3 separate regions of the Homo sapiens genome follow, and all the other regions are linked to region 2. A link is a loop called in an ENCODE intact Hi-C map of the cell type or tissue named here. Cell type or tissue: mammary epithelial cell. All regions are shown on one strand. Links, peaks and the distances in the headings refer to the core of each region. The heading gives the core; the rest is flanking DNA.

What was found. Peaks named below come from ENCODE experiments on the same cell type or tissue, not always from the same donor. Only the 100,000 strongest peaks of a DNase experiment are listed, where the experiment ranks them.
Region 1: it touches region 2 in a loop (20-fold over the local background); 23 of 110 quality-filtered maps call a loop at or near these places.
Region 3: it touches region 2 in a loop (6-fold over the local background); 2 of 110 quality-filtered maps call a loop at or near these places.

The regions. Positions count from the first base shown.
Region 1 is chr2:194,542,376-194,550,076 of GRCh38, forward strand. No RefSeq gene overlaps it. Among named protein-coding and RNA genes, the nearest start is that of LINC01790, 180 kb to the right of the region's middle. In mammary epithelial cell, for the core only: a CTCF peak has its summit at 3,796 (motif pointing right); no DNase peak of the experiment used is centred there; H3K27me3 peaks cover 120 bases.
Region 2 is chr2:195,314,898-195,322,598 of GRCh38, forward strand. The region is part of intron 1 of LOC105376755 (a long non-coding RNA gene); the gene reads right to left. Among named protein-coding and RNA genes, the nearest start is that of LINC01825, 210 kb to the right of the region's middle. In mammary epithelial cell, for the core only: a CTCF peak has its summit at 3,758 (motif pointing left); a DNase peak (open chromatin) is centred at 4,364; H3K27ac peaks cover 2,956 bases.
Region 3 is chr2:195,557,605-195,565,305 of GRCh38, forward strand. No RefSeq gene overlaps it. Among named protein-coding and RNA genes, the nearest start is that of LINC01827, 13 kb to the right of the region's middle. RefSeq lists an enhancer at 2,007-2,056. In mammary epithelial cell, for the core only: no CTCF peak of the experiment used is centred there; DNase peaks (open chromatin) are centred at 2,187 and 3,697; H3K27ac peaks cover 1,350 bases.

The sequences.
Region 1 (7,701 bases), core at 841-5,840, 770 kb before region 2:
GGGTTCATATATATTTTGGATAGTTAGCTCTTCTTGTTGCATTTATCCCTTTACCATTATGTAATGCCCTAACTCATTTTATGAGGCCAGCATCATTCTGATATGAAAACACGGCAGAAACACACAAAAAAAGAAAATTTCAGGACAATATCCCTGATGAACATCGATGCAAAAATCCTCCATAAAATACTGGCAAGCCGAACCCAGCAGCACATTAAAAAGCTTATCCACTACGATCAAGTCAGCTTCATCCCTGGGATGCAAGGCTGGTTCAACGTATGCAAATCAATAAATGTAATCCATCACATAAACAGAATCAATGACAAAAACCACATGATTATCTCAATAGATGCAGAAAAGACCTTTGATAAAATTCAACACCCTTTCATGCTAAAAACACTCAATAAGCTAGGTATAGATGGAACATATCTCAAAATAATAAGAGCTGTTTATGACAAACCCACAAGCAATATCATACTGAATAGGCAAAAGCTGGAAGCATTCCCTTTGAAAACCAGCACAAAACACGTATGCCATATCTCACCACTTCTATTCAACATAGTATTGGAAGTTCTGGCCAGGGCAACTAAGCAAAAGAAAGAAATAAAGGGCATTGAAATAGAAAGAGAAGAATCAAATCATCTCTGTTTGCAAACGACATGACTGTATATTTAAAAAAACCCATCGTCTCAGACTAAACACTCCTTAAGCTGATAAGCAATGTCAGCAAAGTCTCAGGATACAAAATCAATGTGCAAAAATCACAAACATTCCTATATAAAAATAATAGACAAACAGAGAGCCAAATCATGTGCGAACTCCCATTCACAATTGCTACAAAGAGAATAAAATGCCTAGGAATACAACTTACAAGTGATGTGAAGGACTTCTTCAAGGAGAACTAGAAATCACTATTCAAGAAAATAAGAGAGGACACAAACAAATGGAAAAACAATCCATGCTCATGGATAGGAAGAATCAATACTGTGAAAACGGCCATACTGCCCAAAGTAATTCATAGATTCAATGCTATTCCCATCAAACTACCACTGACTTTCTTCACAGAATTAGAAAAAAACTACTTTAAATTTTATGTGGAACCAAAAAAAGCCCATATAGCTCAGACAATCCTAAGCAAAAAGAACAAAACTGGAGGCATCATGCTACGTGACTTCAAACTATACTACAAGGCTACAGTAACCAAAACAGCATGGTACTGGTACAAAAAGAGATATATAGAGACCAATGGAACAGAAGAGAGGCCTCAGAAATAATGCTGAGCATCTACAATCATCTGATCTTTGACAAACCTGACAAAAACAAACAATGAAAAAAGGATTCCCTATTTAATAAATGGTGTTGGGAAAACTGGCTAGCCATATGCTGAAAACTGAAACTGGACCCCTTTTTTACACCATATACAAAAATTAACTCAGGATGGATTAAAGATTTAAATGTAAGACCTAAAACCATAAAAACCCTAGAAGGAAATCTAAGCAATACCATTCAGGACATAGGCATGGGCAAACACTTCATTAGTAAAAAACCAAAACCAATTGCAACAAAAGCCAAAATTGACAAATGGGATGTAATTAAACTAAAGCGCTTCTGCACAGCAAAAACAAAAACAAAAACAAAACAAAACAAAACTATCATCAGACTGAACAGGCAACCTACAGAATGGGAGAACATTTTTGCAATCTATCCATCTGACAAAGGGCTAATATCCAGAATCTACACGGAAGTTAAACAAATTTACAAGAAAAAGCAAACAACTCCATCAAAAAGTGGGCAAAGGATATGAACAGACACCTCCCAAAAGAAGACATTTATCCGGCCAACAAACATATATTTTAAAAAGAAGCTTATCATCGCTGGTCATAGAGAAATGCAGATTAAAACTACAATGAGATATCATCTCATGCCAGTTAGAATGGTGATCATTAAAAAATCATGAAACAACAGATGCTGGGAGGATGTGGAGAAATAGGAACACTTTTACACTGTTGCTGGGAGTGTAAATTAGTTCAACCATTGTGGAAGACAGTGTGGCTATTCCTTAAAGATCTAGAAATAGAAATACCATTTGACCCAGCAATCCCATTACTGGGTATATACCCAAAGGATTATAAATCATTCTACTATAAAGACCCATGCACACATATGTTTACTGCAGCGCTATTCACAGCAGCAAAGACCTGGGACCAACTTAAATGCCCATCAATGTTAAATTGGATAAAGAAAATGAGACACAGATACACCATGGAATACTATGCTGCCATAAAAAAGTAGGAGTTCATGTTTTTTGCAGGGACATGGATGAAGCTGGAAACCATCATTCTCAGCAAACTAATACAGGAACAGAAAACCAAACACCACATGTTCTCACTCATATGTGGAAGCTGAACAATGAGAACACATGGACATAGGGAGGAAATATCACACACCAGGACCTGTTGGGGGGTGGGGGGCAAGAGAAGGGATAACATTAAGAGAAATACCTAATGCAGATGATGGGTTGATGGGTGCAGCAAACCACCATGGCACATGTATACCTTTGTAACAAACTTGCACCTTCTGCACATGTATCCCAGAACTTAAGTATAATTTTAAAAAAAGAGAGAGAAAATTAACAAAGAAACATTGGCTTTAAACAGTACTTTAGACAAAATGTACCTAACAGACATATACAGAGCATTTATTATAACAGCTACACAAGGCACATTATTCTCCTCAGCACATGGGACATTATCTAGGAGAACCTATAAATAAATCTACATATTTATAGCCAACTGATTTTTGACAAAGACATCAAGAAGATACCTTGAGAAAAGAAAACCTTCTTCAGTAAGTGGTGCTAGTAAAATTAGATATCCATGTGAAAAAGAATGAAAATGGACCCTCCTTTGTCATCATATAAGAAAATCAACTCAATATGAATTATAATTTTAGAGGGACCAAAATTATAAAACTACCATAAGAGAAATAGGTGAAAGAGTTCAGAACAGTGATCTAGACAAATAATGTATGGCTAAGACCTTAAAAATACAGCCACCCTCCAAAAAATAGATAAATGGTACTATATCAAACTAAAAAGCCTCTGCACAGCAAAGGAAACAATCAGAGAGTAAAGAAACAGCAGGTTAAATTGGAGAAAATATTTGCAAACTATTCATCCAGCAAAGGACTATCATCCAGAACATGCAAGGAACTCAAGCAACTCAATAGCAAAAAAGAAAAGGAATGATCTCATTACAAAGCAGGCAAAGGACATGAATAGACATTTTTTCAAAAGAAGACATACAAATCACCCACAAGGACATGAAAAAACATCATCAACATCAACAGTCATCAGAGAAATGCAAATCAAAAACCACAAGATAGCATCTTATCCCAGTTAGAATGGCAATTATTAAAAAGAAAATAAAAGTGACTAGTAAGAATATGGAGAACAGGTAACTCTTACACACTATTGATGGGAAAGTAAATTAGTACAACCACTATGAAAAATAGTATGGATTTAAAAAAAAATAAAAAAACCAAAAACTAGAACTGCCATATGATCCAGCAATCCCATTACAAGGTATTTATCCAAATGAAAAAAAGTCAGTATATCAAATAGATACCTACATTCCCATTTTTGTTGAAGCCCTATTCATAACAGCAAAGATATAGATCAGTCTAAGTGTTCAGAAATGAATGAATGGTTTAGGAAAATGTGGTATGTATATACATTAGAATACTTTAAAAAAGAATAAAATCATGTCATTTTCAATGCTTGTAACACTAGAGGTCACTATGTTAAATGAAATAAGCCAGGCAGAAAAAGAAAAATATCACATGTTCCCTCTCATATGTGGGAGCTAAGAAAAGTGGATCTCATGAAGTTAGAGAATAGATTGTTGGTTACCAGAGAGTGAACAGGTTACCAGGAAGGGTTAGACAGAAAAAATAAGACATAGCGTTTGATAGATTAGTAGGATGAGTACAATTAACAACAATGTGTTGTATGTTTCAAAATAGCTAGAAGAGAGGACTTAAAATGTCTTCAACACATAGAAATCATAAATTTTCAAGTTGATGGACACTTCAGATACCCTGACATAATCATTACATATTTTACACATGTAACAAAATATCACATGTACCCCATAAATTGGTAGAGATATTATATATTCATAACACAGTAAAATAAATAAAATACACAGAAACAAATTTCAATATTGCTAACGTATAACACTGCACAAAACAAATCTAATTACTATAGATTAATGTCCACCTACAATGGCTTTTAATTCTATATTAGGAACATTTTCATAAATTCAAATGCACAAACTATGTATTTAAAATGAATAATCCATTTATGTGACTAAAGCGTACATTTTTGAATTCTTGATTAATATGCTTCATGTAATAAACTTCCTAATAGTCTTCTACACATAAATATTTCGAAATTTAAAAAATATTGATAAAGCTAACTGAACGAGGATCCTTAAAATGATTTGGTCTTTTTAAATTTATGTCAAATGATACAGAAGGACAATTAAGCTAAGTAATACCACCAACAGACTTTAAAATGTCGGTCTTCATAAGGAGGGTAAAAACATCTAAAATCTAACAATATCATTATTATTTTACACAAAATTTAGGTTTTTTTTTTTTTTTTTTTTTTTTTAGTCAACACTTATTTCCTCCTGAAATAAAACGTAATATTTAACCATTAAGAAAAATTTAGGAAATGTGTAAAAAAATAAAAACTCGAGATCTTAAACTCACTCCTTTCAGTCAGAGATGTGATACTCACTGCTAACATGGAACCTTGTAGCTTACTGGCAAAGAACATGGATGTTTAAGTCAGAACTGGATTCATATTTCAACACAGCTATTTGCTAGCTATGTAATGTTAAGCTTATTACTTAATCTCTATAAGCCATAGTTTTATGACCTACAAAAACTTTCATTATCTTAATCATACAATTGTTTTGACTAAGAAGGAATTTCTGACATATCACAAAGTATATTTTACATATAATAGTGTTCAATAAAATTTCCCCTGAGAAATGTTTAACATATAACAATGAGAAAAACTGCAGAATACTGTATATACAGTAAAATCATTATTTGAAACATGACCTTATGAAACATGATTTTATAATCTATAGCAAACATAAAATATTTGAAACATGATTTTGTGTCATTATTGAGAAATTCAATTATTATTATTATTATTATTATTATTTTTTGAAACGGAGTCTCGCTCTGTCGCCCAGGCTGGAGTGCAGTGGCGCGATCTCGGCTCACTGCAAGCTCCGCCTCCCGGGTTCATGCCATTCTCCTGCCTCAGCCTCCCGAGTAGCTGGGACTACAGGCGCCCGCCACCATGCTTGCCTAATTTTTTTGTATTTTTAGTAGAGACGGGGTTTCCCCATGTTAGCCAGGATGGTCTCGATCTCCTGACCTCGTGATCCGCCCGTCTCGGCCTCCCAAAGTGCTGGGATTACAGGCGTGAGCCACCGCGCCCGGCCGAGAAAGTCAATATTCTAGTAATTCATTGCACATCCCAGAATATTAATTCTTTTATTCTGAAAATATCAAATGAGTGACCATGTGTACTGAGCTTGGTGCAAGGTGAACAATATATGCGGAAAGGACAAAGTTCGTGCCTTCATGAAGCTTACCGCCTAGTGGAGTAGTTACACAACACAAACAAACATGTACTTACAAAATGTGACATACCATATGAAAATAAATAAAACACTAAGTGGATTGGTCGCTCTCTCTCTCTCTTCCAAGCCATCTTTTTCCTTTTTCTTCATCTATCAATATATATCTATCAATATTTTTGGCAGAAGCTAGAAAAAGGCTTTTTTTTTTTTTTTTTTTTTTTTGAGACTCAATCTCACTCTGTCACCCAGGCTGGAGTGCAGTGGCATGATCTCGGCTTACTGCAACCTCCGCCCCTTGGGTTCAAGCAATTCTCCTGCCTCAGCCTCCCTAGTAGCTAGGATTACAGGCACATGATACCACGCCAGGCTAATTTCTACATTTTCAGTAGAGACGTGGTTTTGCCATGTTTGCCAGGCTGGTCTCAAACCCTGACCTCAAGTGATCCACCTGCCTAGGCCTCAGAAAGAGCTGGGATTACAGGTGTGATCCACCGCATCCAGCTGGAAAAGACATTTTCAGTGGCCCATGTTCTTAACTGATACTGAATTCTCAAAAAGCCAACCATGCAAGTGACAAAGGAAAGAACATTCCTGGCAGAAGAAATAATATGTGGAAATGTCCTATTGTAGATCAAAACTTGATTCGAGTCGCTCTCCCTCTTTCTTTTGACTTTATCCAGTTAGAATAATTTCTTTTATTTGCTGAAATTCCAATAGCTCTACTCTGTTAATTCTGAGGTAAGAAACAGTCCTCCAGTTTTGTTATGTAACAATCAACGTCTCATTTCAATAACTGGACATCATACAAAATGTTATTCAAAATAAAAATTAAATTAATGTTATTTTTTCCCCTTTCCCTTGTTCAGGCCACTTCAGATTGGAAGCCCACACCTACTCCAGGCTGTTTTCCAACTGGAAAATGATGTGATGGGGTAATCCTGCTCTCTATCTGTATCTCACCAGCAGAATGCATACTCTATCAGAAAGGTTCTTTGGTGGAATGTATATTCTCTGTCCTGGAGCTCCCCAAGTGCCCACTGTCTCTGACCTCAAAGTCCAGGCCTTTCAATTGGATGACCCAAGACTACCCCACTGTGATTCTTTCTCCTGAGTGATCTACACTTTCTTTTGTGGCAACACTCACTACATCCTGACCCTACCGTCTCTAAGATATGGTGCAGGTGCTTCTGCACTCTTCTGGCTGCCAAACCAGTCAGCCCTTTGCTTGCTTTCTAGATTTCTAAAGGCAGGATTCAGATATAATGCTACAGTTTGTCTAAACCCAATAAATAAACTGTTCTCTCCCCAGGCCTCAGACAAAACAAACATGATTATCTTCCTTCTGTATGTCAGTAAGGTGAGCAACACCATTCTCCCCTGAATGAACACACTAAAATTCCTGGGTGTTGTCCTTGATACTCTGTTTTTCTTTATCCTTCATCATATCTTTAAGTTCAGCCTGTCACAAACATTCAATGACACCATTGATATCTAGTACATGTCAACCTCTTTCTTCCCTGAATGCACACAAAAGCCTCCTAACTTGTCTTTTTCTGTCAGTTCAGTTTTCCTGTCATTTAATACTGTTTCTTCTCTTGCTACTTGAGTTATTTTCCTAAGTGCAAATCTATTGTCATTTCCTTGTATAAAATTTTAATGGCTCTTTATTCCAAAACTAGAGATTGAACCGTTCTCAGTTTTTCTATGTCGTTGTATTTCCTGTCCTGAATAACCCATCCCTCATATTCCCTCTTGCCAATTATGTGGCTCACTCCTTCTCACACTTTAATGTTGATTTAGACTACAGAACTCTGTCTGACCCCTTGCTCTACTCTCAAAGCTCCCCTTTACTTCAGTCTAATTCTCTTATCATGCACTAAAGCCATCATTTATATTTGCTTTCTTTTTATAACTTAATAATCCTTAATAAGTCATCACTTCCTTGACAGGAAGAATCATGTCTTATTTTCATCATGGTATCAAGAGTATACAATACAACTCCTGGCAAACTATTAGTGTTTAACTGATATTTGTG
Region 2 (7,701 bases), core at 1,392-6,391:
ACCATGTAAAGCAGGAATCATTCTTATTTTGAATACTTTCTGAAAACAAAACCAAAGGATAACCACTGTAGAGGAAAGGATTTTCACGACACTATGAATGAAATATTTTCTAATAATTAGAGTTTCCCAGTAATAAAATTCCTGGAAAAGTAGTGAATTATTTGGTACTAGAAATATGCAAGTACAAATCAGAGTATTGACCAATAATGCAATAGAAGTGATTCTTGTAATAGGCATGCAGTGGGACAGGATGAGCTCTCATATTCTTTCAGAGTAGAATATTTTATTGAAGAGAGACACATACAAAAGACACAGTGAAGAAGAAAATGACAAGGGTGTATGGGAGGCCAGACATGGAAAGGCAAAGGAAAGAAATGAAAATCACAGCATGATGGTGTATGCCACACATCATAGGCTAAAATACAAGGGATACCAACTGGTGAGCTCCCCCTCACACATTGTACATGTCCTTATCCCTGTTGTACACCCAGCTCAGCCCTTTGCAGGGCACAGCTCAATGAAGCCACACCAGGGAATCAATGCAGGCTCACTGTTAAGTTAATTTATCTGCCTGCTCTTTCAGGGACTGTTAGAAGCACCAAGAGCACAGCCAGAGTGTCATAAACAGGTAAACTTTATAAGCAGTCAGCTCTTCAAAATCAAATGCTCTCAGTCCAAGGCAAGGAAAAGCAGAATATACAAAAGAAAATCTGTGAGAATTATTATTGTGAGTTGTGGTGGATACTATTAAGTGATGCCATTTACGATCATCAAAATAATGCATATTGTCCCCTGGAATTTGTTCTCTGACATGAAAACAACTGGAGAAAACTAGGGCTTTTATCAATATCTCATTTTAAGAAATGTGGATTAAGTATAAATAATTATAGAAAGAAATCAAAAGACAATAAAACAAAATGGAAGGCAGATTTAGACTTTTCATCCTTCAAGTATAAACCTGAATGTTCAAGTTTTATTCATTCCTATGCAGTTTAAATTATTAGCATTTTATTATGTAAAGCTGCAAATTTGGTTTTACAGTGAAATAAATTTTTTAACACCTGTTTCCTTTTCTGTAAAATAAAAGATTTAAGCAACATGATTGCTACAGCCCATTTCAATTCTGAAATTCAACAATTAATAGATTATATTTACTATTTACTACAGCCACCAGAGTAGATAATTTTGAGAGACCTTGTTGGAATTAGTCTCAAATCATTTTCAGATTCTCATTAGCAGGCAAGAGTTGAAATAATGGAAGCTATTATTTCCCAACTACCATCAGTATGCAAGTCTCAAAGAAAGATGATAGAAGCAAACAGTCTCAATTATTAGAAACATGGCTTTCATGTCAATAGGTTGAGGGTACAGAACAGAATGTTGATGGAACCTAGAAATGCTCTTTCTGCTCACACTATACAATGGTGCTTGTGGAATTAATTTCTTGTAAGAATCAAATAGGAGCCTTTAAGTCTGATTTGCGTGATTTCCCAGTTGCCTTTCTGGGGAGCCAGGAGTTTTATTATGAACCCTCACGGTGATCCAGAAGTTGAAGGGATAATTATTCTTGTTAAACGTCACATTGCAGTAAGATATCCTCCTAGAAATATAGGAATATGAAATAAGACTTAAAATTGGATTCTGCTATTCACAATTATGTGTGCCTTTTGACTATTTGAGCATATTCAGCATACAAAGCATGCCCATTAAGTGACATAAACTTCTACACTAGCTGAGAAATATCATGGTAGAAACTCTAAAAAGGAAGTATATGATTGAACATTTTGGCTCAAAGCCATAAGTTACTGTGAGCTCAGAATGAAAGATAAGATAAAAGCAAGGACTGTAAAAGTATCTAAAAATACATATGATACAAGATTTTCAAAATAAAAAAAGACAGCTAAAAATGGTGCAGAGATCCTTAAGAGCCTTCAAAGTGTATCTTAACAATAATAACTCAAATGTCCCTGAGAGAACCTGATTAACAGTGAGCAAGAAATCCCTATTAACCTTTACCAGCTTCAAATGATGACATGTTCACATCATTTCATGTAATAGATAAACAGGAAATCAAATAAGACCATTTTGGAGTAATTGGAATATTGCAATATAAAGAATCTGCCGCAGAGTAGATAATCAACAAATGTTAGTTTTCCTGGGAAAGCACCATCTCTAACGATTATCCCTGGATATTTTGTGAAAACAGTATACTTCTGGTAAATCAAAAATTCAATCAGAATATTCCTCCGTAGTTTAATTCTAAGCTACTCTAGTTCTGTGATATTTGATATACACCATAGTTTTAAATCCAAGACCCTTGTTCCAAAGAACTTGAAAGAGTTACTAAAATTAGAAACATACTCACTGTTAAGATGAACAGTGGCAAACACATACTGCATGGTCAAGAAATTATGTCTGATGTTTACATAGTCACAGGAGTTGTTCCTCACCAAACAGTAGTTCTCAAACTGTAGTAAGCATGAGAATCACTCAGAGAGTTTCCTGAAAATGGTGATGCTCTATGCTAACTCCCATTCTTTAGAAGGGCCAAGAAATCTGCATTTTAACCATCATCTGGGTATTTTGGAAACACATTTGTTCTCAGAGTATACTTGGAGAAACCATGTCCAAAACATATGTGGCTGCTTCTCAATGAAATTTGTCTGCTAAAATGAGAGACATAGAATCTTAGCATCGATGTGATTGTCTGAGTGGATTTCAAATGCAATGGCGTGCTAGTTCTGCCTTGGACAGATTTTCATAATTGAGTGGCTTAGGTGGGGACCCAATATAACTAATCAGAATGTGATTGATGCCACAGCTGATAAAGGTGAACTATACTCACTAATGCGCTACACTCTGGGAGCTTCTTTATGCTGGAGGCTGGGACTGTTGCCCAGACTCTGTGATTGTAATGAAGATAGGCATGGGTCTTTAATGTTTTCTACCTCCTACTCCAAATGCTGAAAAATGGTTAGTATTGAGTATTTTTATACATAGCAAGAACAAGATAGACTGAGTTGGAAATTCTAGTCCCATATATCCCACTGACAATATTCTAATATAATTTCTTTTCTAATGTTCTATTAAAATGATTGATGTCAAATTAAACCTTTGGAATGGTGGCTGGTCATGTGAAAAAGTGACAGTTGGCCAGGATGCCATTATTAACATTTTGCATTCAGACTGATTTAACAACCCTGCTCCACTCGGCATTATATGTGTGCATTTACCCCAATTTGTACTTCCTAAAAAATGCTCTTCAATGAATAAATTGGCTCATGACAGCTGTTCCTTACCTTTTTCTAAATCTCATTTGTAAATAAGGCTCAGCCACCTAGCAATCAAAAGGTTGTTATAGATTACTTTGTAGAATTTTTACTGATCCAAGTTATTTCTTATTTCCAAGTTATGGAAAATAACTCATTATGTATTTTCTCTCTATACACTCGTCAGGCTTTAAAAACCATGTCCTCCAAAATGGAGACAAAAGAAAATCAAAGAGGTAAATCGAATATGCCAAATTTTGGAGAGTAAAAATATCATTATATGCAAACCTGATACATTTCATAACCTGAGTGACATCCCTTAGACCTCCAGTGCACTGGCAAGCTCTAGAAACCACCTGATCCAAGCTATCAGAATACCAAAACACCTGAATGCTATGTCTAAAATTAGACTATTGAAATTCTCCCTGGATTGTCACTTTGCTTTATTACCAACACATTTTTTCTCTGGGTGTCACAGTTGCTTTAAATGAGTAAAGAGTGCCACCAAGCGGCAGCATGATATTCATAAATCAATTCTATTTTCCTTCAGAAAAAATATACTTTACCTTTGTTAATTGTGCTGACATTCTTAAGAGAGACAGGATTACTCACATGATTTAAAACATTTAATTTCAATGTTCAAGTTATATCTCAGTAAAAAAGCACATTTTGCTAGATTGATGAGCAAATTTGCTATGATACATTTTTTAAACATGAAAGTTCTATCTGCAGTATTTGTAAAAAGGACAGTCATGCATTGCTTAACAATGGGGATACATTCTGAGAAATTCATCATTAAGCAATTTTATCTTTGTGGGAACATCATAGCGTGTATTTATACAAACCTGGATACTATAGTATGCTACACACCTAGGCCATGTGGTATAGCCTATTGCTCCTAAGCTACAAACCTGAACAGTATGTTACTGTACAGAAGGCAATTGTAACACAATGGTAAGTGCTTCTGTATTTAAAAATATCTAAACAGTAAAGGTACAGAAAATAAAGTATAAAAGGTTTTTTTATAAAGCACACCTCTATAGGGCACTTACCATGAATGGAGTTTGCAGGATTGGGAGGTGCCCTGCGTGAGTCAATGAGTGAATGGTTAGTGAGGAACGGAATGTGTTAGTAATGGAATGTGAGCCCTAGGACATTCGTGTACACAACTACAGGCTTTAGAAACACTGTATGCTTAGGCTACACTAAATTTATTTTAAATTCTTTCTTTCTTCAATAATAAATTAACCTTGGCTTACTGGAACTGTTTACAAACTTTTCAATTTTTTTTTTACTTTTTGACTCTTGTAATAACACTTAGCTTACACACATATTGTATAGCTACACAAAAGTATTTTTTCTTTATATTCTTATTCTATAAGCTTTTTCTATTTTTAAAAGTTTTTATTTTTACTTACTTTGTAAAAATTTCTGTTAAAAATTAAGACACAAACACACATATTAACCTAAGGATCATGAACATCACTGTCTTTCCCCTCCATGTCTTGTCCCAGTGGAAGGTCTTCAGGAGCAATAGCAGGCATGGAGCTGTTATATCATCTCCTATGATAACAGTGCCTTCCTCTGGAATACTTCCTGAAGAACCTGTCTGAGGCTGTTTTACAGTTAAATTTTTTATAAGTAGAAGGAGTACACTCTAACAATAAAAGTATAGTACAGTAAATACATAAACCAGTAACATAGTTGCTTACTAACATTGTCAAGTATTATGTACTATACACAATTCTATATGCTATATTTTATATGACTGGCAGCACAGTAAATTTGTTTATACCACCATTACCGCAAACATGTGAGTAATGCATTTCACCATGACATTATGATGCCTATGACATGACTAGGTGATAGGAATTTTTCAGCTCCATTATAATCTGTAGGACCACCAACAGATATGTGGTCTATTGTTGACTGAAATGTCATTATGTGGAGCATAACTGTATTAATAAGAATCCAATTTCCAAATCTTATTAGCTACATAGTGACTACTGGTATGGAAACCTGCAGTTTCCAGACAAAACTTTTTTTATTATACAAAATGTTGTTTCTGTCCAGATATTTCAAGAATATCAGATCAGGGGCAAAAGGGTAATTTTTTTTAGTATGTATTGCATAATCCCAGCAATGCTGACATTTAATCCCAGCTCCACATTGAGGGGAAATAAGGTATTCTCATTATCCCAACTTCCTTTTCAAAGGACTGTGCAATTTTGTGAAAATAAAGTCCATAGATAGTCCTCTAAATCTATTACAGTTATTAGTTCTGCTTCTGTATTCATGTATCCCCTCATTAAACAAACATGTACTGAGCATCTACCCTGCCAAGAACAGTGCCAAGAAGAAAATGACTAGACCAGTCCTGTCCTAATGATAATCGTAACAAGCTGGGGTCCCTTGGTTCTGATTAGCTCTGTTGGAAACTTCAAGCTCTCTAAATCAAGACAATTTTATTTATAATAATGCATTATATTTGTGAGCATTTTCTAAAGCTTTCAGAATGATTTTGCATTTATAATTTCACTTACAGTCACAATGACTTTGACCATGTACAATAGCTGTGAGAGCTGTTAATTATTATCCTTATAGTTCAGGATGTGGTTAAATGACTTACCTAAGATGTCATAGGAAGGTGGTGCCAAGATCAAAATTAAAATCTTCTAACTTCCTAAACTGTGCTCTTTCTAGGAGGCCATTGCTCCTTATGATAAATACATTAAAATTAGCATGATATTTTGAGCAAGGTCATTATCACAGGAAGTTCTACAATAATTATAATGATGCTGACACTTGGTAAAATATTTTTGGAACTCTTGTTTTAAATTTCTCTTTCTGGGAATATAAGAAAATCAGTCTCATTACATGTTTCATTCAACAGAGATTTATTCAGTATCTGTCACTTGCATGCACTACACTGGGTGATATTGGGATATAAAGATGATCCAGTTGGCAAGAAATTTACAATGTAGTAGGCACAATGAGAAATGTCGCACTGGTGCTTTTTTACTTAATAGATTTGCATGGACATTGTATGGGCATAATGCATATTGTACTTTATTGAATCTAAAGTGTTATTAAACACACTATTTTATGTTCCAATAGGAGAAAATCACTGACAATTAAATTGTGACAAGTTGCTTTCCCATAATTTAAAAATAGTTTACATTTATTCTAAGAGCCATTTAGTCTTACTTTGACAGAGATCTTTTTTAACATATTAGTCTATTGCGTATATAAAAAGAAAAATACAGCAAAATAAATTGGTTAAGGCAATAATTCATAATCACCACAACTGCTGCCTCATCGTTGGTAACTGTAAAACACCAGTGATTATTATATATTCTCCAAGTTGAGAGTTAAAATGTAATTTAAAAAAGGATTTTTAGAATCATTTAAGGGCATATTTTCTGATCAGTTTCTAAAACAGTCATTGTGTAATGGAGCTAGAACAACTCATGAAAAAAATGATACAATGCTTTAACTCCTTTATTTTTGTCTTTGGGCGCTATTATTAATCACCACAGTAGTTGAGAGCATGCATTACAGAGTCCATGAGGCCCAAGTATTGGTTCTACTGCTTACAAGCTATGTGACTTTTTGGCAGATAAATGACCCTTTCTGAGCTTCAGAACCCCCACATGTAAAAATGGGAATAATGAAATAATGAAATTAAAGCATTAAATGAAATAATGTACTAACACACTTAACACATAGCCAGTAGTACTTTTATATTTGAGTGTGGCTAAGCTCTGGTTATTCTTCTCAATAAAATAATGATAACTAAACTGTTGAGTGCAGGAATAGTTTAAAAGGCTGCTTTCTCCCCTCTCCAGTGATAGAATGTGCAGCATCACCCTTTCAGCTGACTCTTGAAAGTCTTGGATCCCACTTTCACCAAGGTAAGAAAAGAATTAACTGCTCTGGCTTAAAGCCATTCCTGAGTAGCTAACAATTGACAATAAGAATAAATAAACCTGAGAGAGAAATTCAGTTTCCAAATTCATCCCTTATCTTCAAACATTTAAATATTAAGAAGACTATACAGAAGCATGTTTATCCCTAATATATTCATAAAGTCATAATCACAGTATTCCAAAAAAACTGAATTTAAACACTATCAAGTAAACTACCCCAGTCAGAAGAGGTACAAACTGAAAAAAATTAAATAAAAATATTGGAAAGCCTGCCGTCTCAGATAATGTGAGCACCAGAATCATGATAATGAAGAACAGTTCAGGAAAAGCAAGCAAGGCAGAGAATCTAAATCAGCTGGTTACAGTTAGCTTCTGGGTGACGGATAGCCTGGCTGCTGCCTTTGCTTCCCTAGTCCACCTCTGTGAGGGGTGGAACCAAGCCAAGCCCATAAATCAGACACAGCCTCGAGGTTGAGACTTGTTAATAGAACATAAAGACAAAC
Region 3 (7,701 bases), core at 841-5,840, 240 kb after region 2:
ACTCCATCTAAAAAAAAAAAAAAAACTTGAAATATAGTCTAAATTGTGCCCACTAATTAGCTGGGTAACTTTGGAAAAAAATGTTTAAATGGGTCTCACTTTACACACTGAGGAAGGCAGGATTTATTGACCTAAACAAAAATCTTTAAGAGCCCTCTTGCTCTATTATTTTCTAATTCTTCAGTTTATCTATTGCATTTTCTCCTTTATTTTTATTATTTTTTGAAATATGATTTTTGGCACATTGATTTAATTTTCTAGTGGTTAAATTATTTGAGACATCATTTAAATTCTTTAAAAATCAGGCCAGGTGTAGTGGCTCATGACTGTAATTCCAGCACTTTGGGAGGCCAAGGCGGGCAGATCACTTGAGGTCAGGAGTTTGAGACCAGCCTGGCCAACATAGTGAAATCCCATCTCTACTAAATAAATAAATAAATAATTTAAAAATCTAAAAAGGAGGCAAGCATGGAGGCTCACACCTGTAATCTCAGCTACTTAGGAGACAAAGGCAGGAGGATCACTTGAGTTCAGGAGTTTGAGACCAGCCTTGGCAATATAGCAAGAAACCATCTCTAAAAAAAAAAAAAAAAATGAAAAGAAAAGAAACAAAAAAAACTAAAAAGGATATAAACTTTTGATTCTAATGCTTTATATAGCAAACATATGATTTAGAATAATTTAAATTATTACATTCAAAATATGTGTTTACTTCAAATATATTTTCAGAAACCTTAAACAATAAAAGTAAATAAATAATGCTTTTTAGCCTCATCCATCTAAAAGCAGGTAGATGGGGAGATGACTCATGACCCAGAACCCCAAGATTCTCAGGTCATGGTCACCTTTTGCCACTCTCACCACCACCTCCAACAAAGCAGTGGAAAAGCCTATATGCTGACCTTGTGGTCCAAGGAGATTTAAAGTGTGGTGGGGCATTGTGGGTTGAACAGTATCCCCAAAAAGATTTGCTCAAGTCTGAACCCCTAAAACCTACAAATGGGACCTTATTTGGAAACAAATAAGAGCCTCGGTGATATAATCAAGTTAAGATGAGGTTATACTGCATTAGAGTATATTTACGGAAAGAGGTATGAACATTCTGACAATCAGTATACACTACTGGTAGGAGTGTAAATTCGTTCAACCCTTGTGAAAAGCAGCATGGCAATTCCTCAAAGAGCTAAAAGCAGAACTACCATTCTACCCAGCAATCCCATATATATCCAGAAGAATATAAATCATTCTACCATAAAGACACACACATGCAAATGTTTATTGCAGCACTATTCACAATAGCAAAGATATAGAATCAACCCAAATGACCATCAATGACAGATTGGATAAAGAGAATGTGATACTTATATACCAGGGAATACTATGCAGCTATAAAAAAAGAACAAGATCATGTCTTTTGCGGGAACATGGATGGAGCTGGAGACTATTATCCTTAGCAAACTAATGGAGGAACAGAAAACCAAATACAATATGTTCTCACTTATAAGTAGGAGCTAAATGATAAGAACTACGAACACAAAGAAGGAAACAAAAGACACTGGGACCTACTTAAGTGGGGAGGGCATCAGGAGGGAAAGAAGCAGAAAAGGTAACTATTGGGTACTTGGCCTAACACTTGGATGATAAAATAATGCATACAACAAACTCCCATGACATTGGTTTACCTATGTAACAAACCTTCCCATGTACCCCACAAACCTAAAATTAAAAGTTTAAACAAGGGGAAAATTTAGACATACACAGAGACAGGGCCATTTGATGATGGAGACAGAGATTGGAGGGTTGCAGCTGCAAGCCAAGCAATGCCAAAAATGTCAGCAAGCACCAGAAGCTAGGGGAGCGGCCCAGGTCAGTTTCTCCCTTAGGGCCTCCAAAAGGAACCAACCCTACCAACGCTGATTTTAGACTCCCAGCCTCCACAACCGTGAAACAAATACAGATGTTTAAGCAACCCAGTTTGTGGTGTCTTGTTACAGCAGCCCTAGGAAACTAAAACTGGGAGCATCAAAGCCATTTCCTGCTCTATTGTGTCCTCGTCCCACAGATGAGCCTAGAAATGCCTGACTTGGCTATGTAAAAATACAGAGAACTTGCCACTTTCATGAGAGGCTGACTGCTCATGAACTGTCACAGGACAGGTGCACTTCATCAGCCTCAGCTCATGCTTTACTCATGGTCTTTGTTGGTTCCTTTGAAAGCAGGATGTGGTTTGCCCCAGCTTCCCTCCTTCTTGGAACCAGCATGTAACGCATACTTGTTTTGAGAGTTTTTTTTTTATTATTATTACTATTGCAGAGAAACAGGGCTTTAAAAAGATTCAAAAGCATTTCAAAACTATGAAAATCTCCCAAATATATAAGTGGTATATGTGGGCTTTGCTGAGATGTCATTGCAGTTTGGCCTGTTTATTGTCATCTGGTACCTGCTCCATAAGGATGACAGTTATTATTTGTAGAATCATTCCATGAGCCACTTCTAAAGATGCAGCTTTATTAGGCCACTGAAAATGGAAAGATGAGATACAGTCTCTGATCTCACAGAAATTACACTTCAGAAGGGACAGAAATATTTAAGCAAATCAGGGCAATAGGTGTTAAAAATTAAAAAGTGTACGTGGCATATTGAGGTGGCATAAGTTAGGTATCATTAATAATTTCAAGAATAAAATGATCTTGAATTGAGATTTGGAAAATATAGATATTTGTCAAGTAGGCGAGGCGAGAAAGGGCATTCCAGCATGGGCAATGGTCCAGGTATGTACACACACATACACACTCACACACACATTGGCAAATTTGAGGGAACTGCAAGTAGTTTATTGTGGGTAGAGTAATATAAAATAGAATTGAAAGCAAGTTTTTTAAAATGAGCCTAAGGGAATACGATAGTAGCAAGAGAGAACTTTGTTCAGAAAATTATTGCATACGTTTCTATTTTTTTTTTCTTGTTTTTGAGACAGGGTCTCACTCAGTCGCCCAGGCTGGAGTGCAGTGGCAAGATCTCAGCTCACTGCAGCCTTGACCTCCCGAGCTCAAGCGTTCCTGCCACCTCAGCCTCCCAAGTAAGTTTCTGAGACTATAGGTGTGCGACACGAAGCCCAGCTAATTTTTTTTTTTTTTTTTTTTTTTTTTGTAGAGACTGGGTTTTGCCATGTTGCTCAGGCTGGTTTTAAACTCCTGAGCTCAAGTGGTCTGCCCACCTCAGCCTCCCAAAGTGCTAGGATTACAGGTGTGAGCCACCATATCCAGCCAGGTTTCTATAGTTTTTTTTTAATAGGTAGCTTTCACATGTGACTCCATGCATCAGAGTAGGTAATTCAAAGAAGAGAACCTCATCAGTTAAGACTCACAATATCATAAGGTAAAAACTAATCCTTTGCTCAAAAGAATGAGAAAAATATTTACTATAATCCCAAAGTGTAGTTGTGGTGGCAGAAGGGAAGAAGAGAAAGGAACAGAAATGAAACAAAAATGATCAGGAGGTAGAGTACACTGGACAAAATAACTGTAGGATGGCTCCCAGTTTTCTTGCATTGGTGACAAGGAGAATGGAGACACTGTAAGCTAAAGGCAAGAAAGACAGTGAGTTCAGTTGTGGGAATATCAACTGTTTAATACCCTATGGGGAAATACTAGTAAAGTTGTCCAGTGAGCATCAGGGATGACGAACTCAGATGACAGGCATGATTGGAATTAGAGATATCAAATGAGCTTATAGTTAGAAGTTGAAGCTAAAAAAAAAAAATGGATAAGCTCAGTCAAATGGGCTTGTAGACTAAGAAAAGAAGGTATGTAATGATTAAGAGCATAGGCTCTGGAGCCAAAATGCTAGCGTCTGGATCATAGCTCCATTACTAGCTAGCCATGTGATCTTAGGCAAATTAACTTCTCTGTTTCAGTTCCTGCAATTATGAGGTTGTGAAAATTAACTGAGTTATTTTATGTAATGTACTTAGAAGTGTGCCTGACCCATAGTAAATATTCAATAATCTGTGAAGAGAGAAAATGGGGACATGGGAAAAGAGAGAGGCAGAGACAGAAAAAGATTGGTGAGAAAGACAGCCAAGGAAAAAAGCGCAATGAAAAGCAGTATACAAGCAGTGGACAAAGAGAAGGGGGCTATAAGAAAGGCTGGAAAGGTGCTAAAGGACGAAAGAAATTAAAACCAGCAAGGAATGTAAGAATCTCAAGATGAAGTGTTGGTTCAAAAGTTGGATCTTGCTGGGTGCGGTGGCTCACGCCTGTAATCCCAGAACTTTGAGAGGCAAGGCAGGCAAATCACTTGAGGTCAGGAGTTCAAGACCAGCCTGGCCAACATGGTGAAGCCCTGACTCTACTAAAAGTACAAAAATTAGCCAGGCATGGTGGAGTGTGCCTGTAATCCCAGCTACTCGGGAAGCTGAGGCACGAGAACTGCTTAAACCCAGGAGGTGGAGGTTGCAGTGAGCGGAGATCTGGCCACTGCACTCCAGCCTGGGCAACAGAGTGACACCCTGTCTCAAAAAAAAAAAAAAAAAAAAAAAAAAAAAGACATTAAGAGTCCACCGGATTGGTATTTGGGTCAGTAGGAGCTCTCCGAGAGTACAGCACAAAAGCAGAAGCAGATGTGTGGGAGGTGTGGGAGGCCACTGCACAACCTCCTCACTAGCCTCCTGCTGTTTTTACCTACTTGTGTGTGTACCTAATAGAATTTTTCTTGATATGAAGGTGCAACCTGAAGATTTAGCATTTTCTTTCAATTTAGTCAGCTTCCTGTTTTTCATGCAAATTGGTCTGGAGAGAGCCGTTTTAAGTAGATAAAACAAATTCGCAAAAATTGTATTACTTGTATTATCACCTTCCCCAGTTCCACCACTATCAGTCAACATCGCCTGCTCTTTCCCAAGGATAACAGTGATGATGGCAGAGAAACAGCAGAGACAATAAGAAAATGCCAAAACAAAAATATAAGAAGATAGAATAAGAACCTGTCTCAATAACTCCACAGCGCTGGAGCGGGAACATCTGTGTATGTGAAAATGTGTTAGGATATGTGTTTCACATGCCGATTTCCAGGCCCTGCTTTCAGAGAGATCAGGGAATCTGGATTCTAACACATCTTCCATGTGATTCTGATGCAAGCAGCCTAGGAAGCTGACTTTTCAAAATAATCACTCAGAAGTGTGTAAATATATTGAGTAAATATACTTTCATTATAAGATCAGAGATAACACAAAAGCAAGGCAAGATATTTCATGGTACTTAGTCCCACACTTAAAGTATTCCTAAACAGAAGTGTTTCTCAAGCTTTAAGGATTGTTAAAATACAGATTGCTGAGCCCCACACTATTTCTGACTCCGTAGGTCTAGAATGTGGTCCAAGAATTAGCTGTAACACGCTCACGGGTGACCGTGTGTTGAGAACTCCTGCTTCATTGAATTCTAGCAGTCCCTGGGTGTGCGTGGCCTTAGGGTAGGCGGGTAACAGGGATGAGTCCCAGGACACCGCGCACCCCCCCGCCCCCCTCCCCCCACTTCCCCCGCCCTCTCCACCCACCGCCACCCCCCACCCGCTCCCCACCCCGCCTCTCCCCACCCCCTAGGGCCCCCCGCCCCTCCCCATCCCCCCATCCCCCGCCCCCACACCTCCCCCGCCCCCCACACCTCCCCGGCCCCTCCGCCCCCCCCGCCCCCGCACAACGTCAAATCCGCACATACACAAGTCTTGCAGTTGACCCTGCCCAAGCTGTGAATGTGAAATGCTGGCCCTCCATACACACAGGGTTCCTATCCCACCAATGCTGTTTTCCATCAGCATTTGGTTGAAAAGAATCCGCGTATAAGCAAGCCTGCGCAGTTCAAACCCCTGTTGTTTAGAGTCAACTTACTTTGCTCTCCTCTGTCAGCAATATGAAGAAAATCATGCTGGTCATTATATATATATATTTTTAAAACATTAAAAAATAGGCTGGGCATGGGGCTCACACCTGTAATTCTAGCACTTGGGGAGGCGAGGCGGGAGGATTGCTTGAGCCCAGGAGTTCCAGACCAGCGTGGGCAACACAGACACTGTCTCTATTAAAAAAAAAAAAAAAAAAAAAAAAAGCATAAAAGATAAAGTAATTCTTTGTTTGTTTGTTTGTTTGTTTTTGAGACGGAGTCTCACTCTGTCACCCAGGCTGGAGTGCAGTGGCGTGATCTCCACTCACTGCAACCTCCGCCTCCCGGGGTTCAAGTGATTCTTCTGCCTCAGCCACCCGAGTGACTGGGATTACAGGCACCCGCCACCACGCCTGGCTAATTTTTATATTTTAGTAGAGATGGGGTTTCACCATGTTGGCCAGGCTGGTCTTCAACTCCTGACCTCAAGTGATCCGCCAGCCTCAGCCTCCCAAAGTGCTGGGATTGCTGGCGTGAGCCACCTCGCCCAGCCGAAAAATAAAGTAATTCTGATCCATGGTGGTAAGTGTCACACAGCCTTATATACTAAAGCAGGAGAATGATTTCACACATGGATTATATCAGGTGGTCTCAAGGCCAGCCCAGGTAGGTCAAAGTGCAGACGTGAAGATTTTGCTCCTTCAGTTACATCGCAGTGGTTTTGCACAGCCATCCTAAAACTTCCCTGAGAGGGTTTAAATGACACATGTAAGGTACTGGGTTCAGCCTTAGCAAAAGATGTTGTTTCAATTTGAGCATACGTCAGGAGAGAAATAGTTTGAGAATTATTTCTCCTCCCTAACACTTGGATGTTGTGTAAGAACTCAAAATGAAGATTCAGTTAATGATAAAAATCAGCTTACTGTTCTCGTAAATGACTTATTTTCTAACTATGATTCATAATTACATACTTGCATAGCGTGTGTTCAACATGACTGTACTGTGATTCTTTCTAGCAACTAGTTTTATATTCCTTTAAAATGAAAAACCTGAAAATGTTTTTGTATGATGCATTTATTGTAACAAATTTAAGTGTAGGATTCCTTCATAATTGTACATTTCATCCTTTTTTTATAGTAAGTGCTTTTTCACAAATATATATTACATGCTGACTTTCAAATAAGAAAGGCTATCACAGGAAATAATACCTGTTAGGTTTTCTTTTTTTGAGACAGAGTTTTGCTCTTGTTGCCCCGACTGGAGTGCAATGGCACAATCTCAGCTCACTGCAACCTCGGCCTCCCAGGTTCAAGCGATTCTCCTGCCTCAGTCTCCCGAGTAGCTGGGATTACAGGCACCCACCACCACACCTGGCTAATTTTTTGTATTTTTTGTAGAGACAGGGTTTCACCATGTTGGCCAGGATGTTCTCAAATCATGACCTTAGGTGATCCGCCCGTCTCAGCCTCCCAAAGTGCGGGGTATTACAAGCATGAGCTACCATACCCGGCCAGGTTTTCATATTCTTGTTGTAACAGTATTACTTTAAATGTATATGCTCAAGTGGAAATTGTTAATTATGGAAAGAACAGGTGTTTTATGAGAGAGACAACATTTATAGTCTTTAATAAATTTATAACAATTAGAAATGAAGATTTGTGACCTCAATTACATAGTCACGAGTATTTTTTTAGGTGAATTTAAGGCAAACAGGTTTTTTAAACAAAATTACTGGCGATGAGAGTGGAAAGTAATTACCATTTTATCCCTCCACTCTCACACTGGCTTAGAGAATAAGAGCGGTTTACCTCACAGGTGTTTTAGA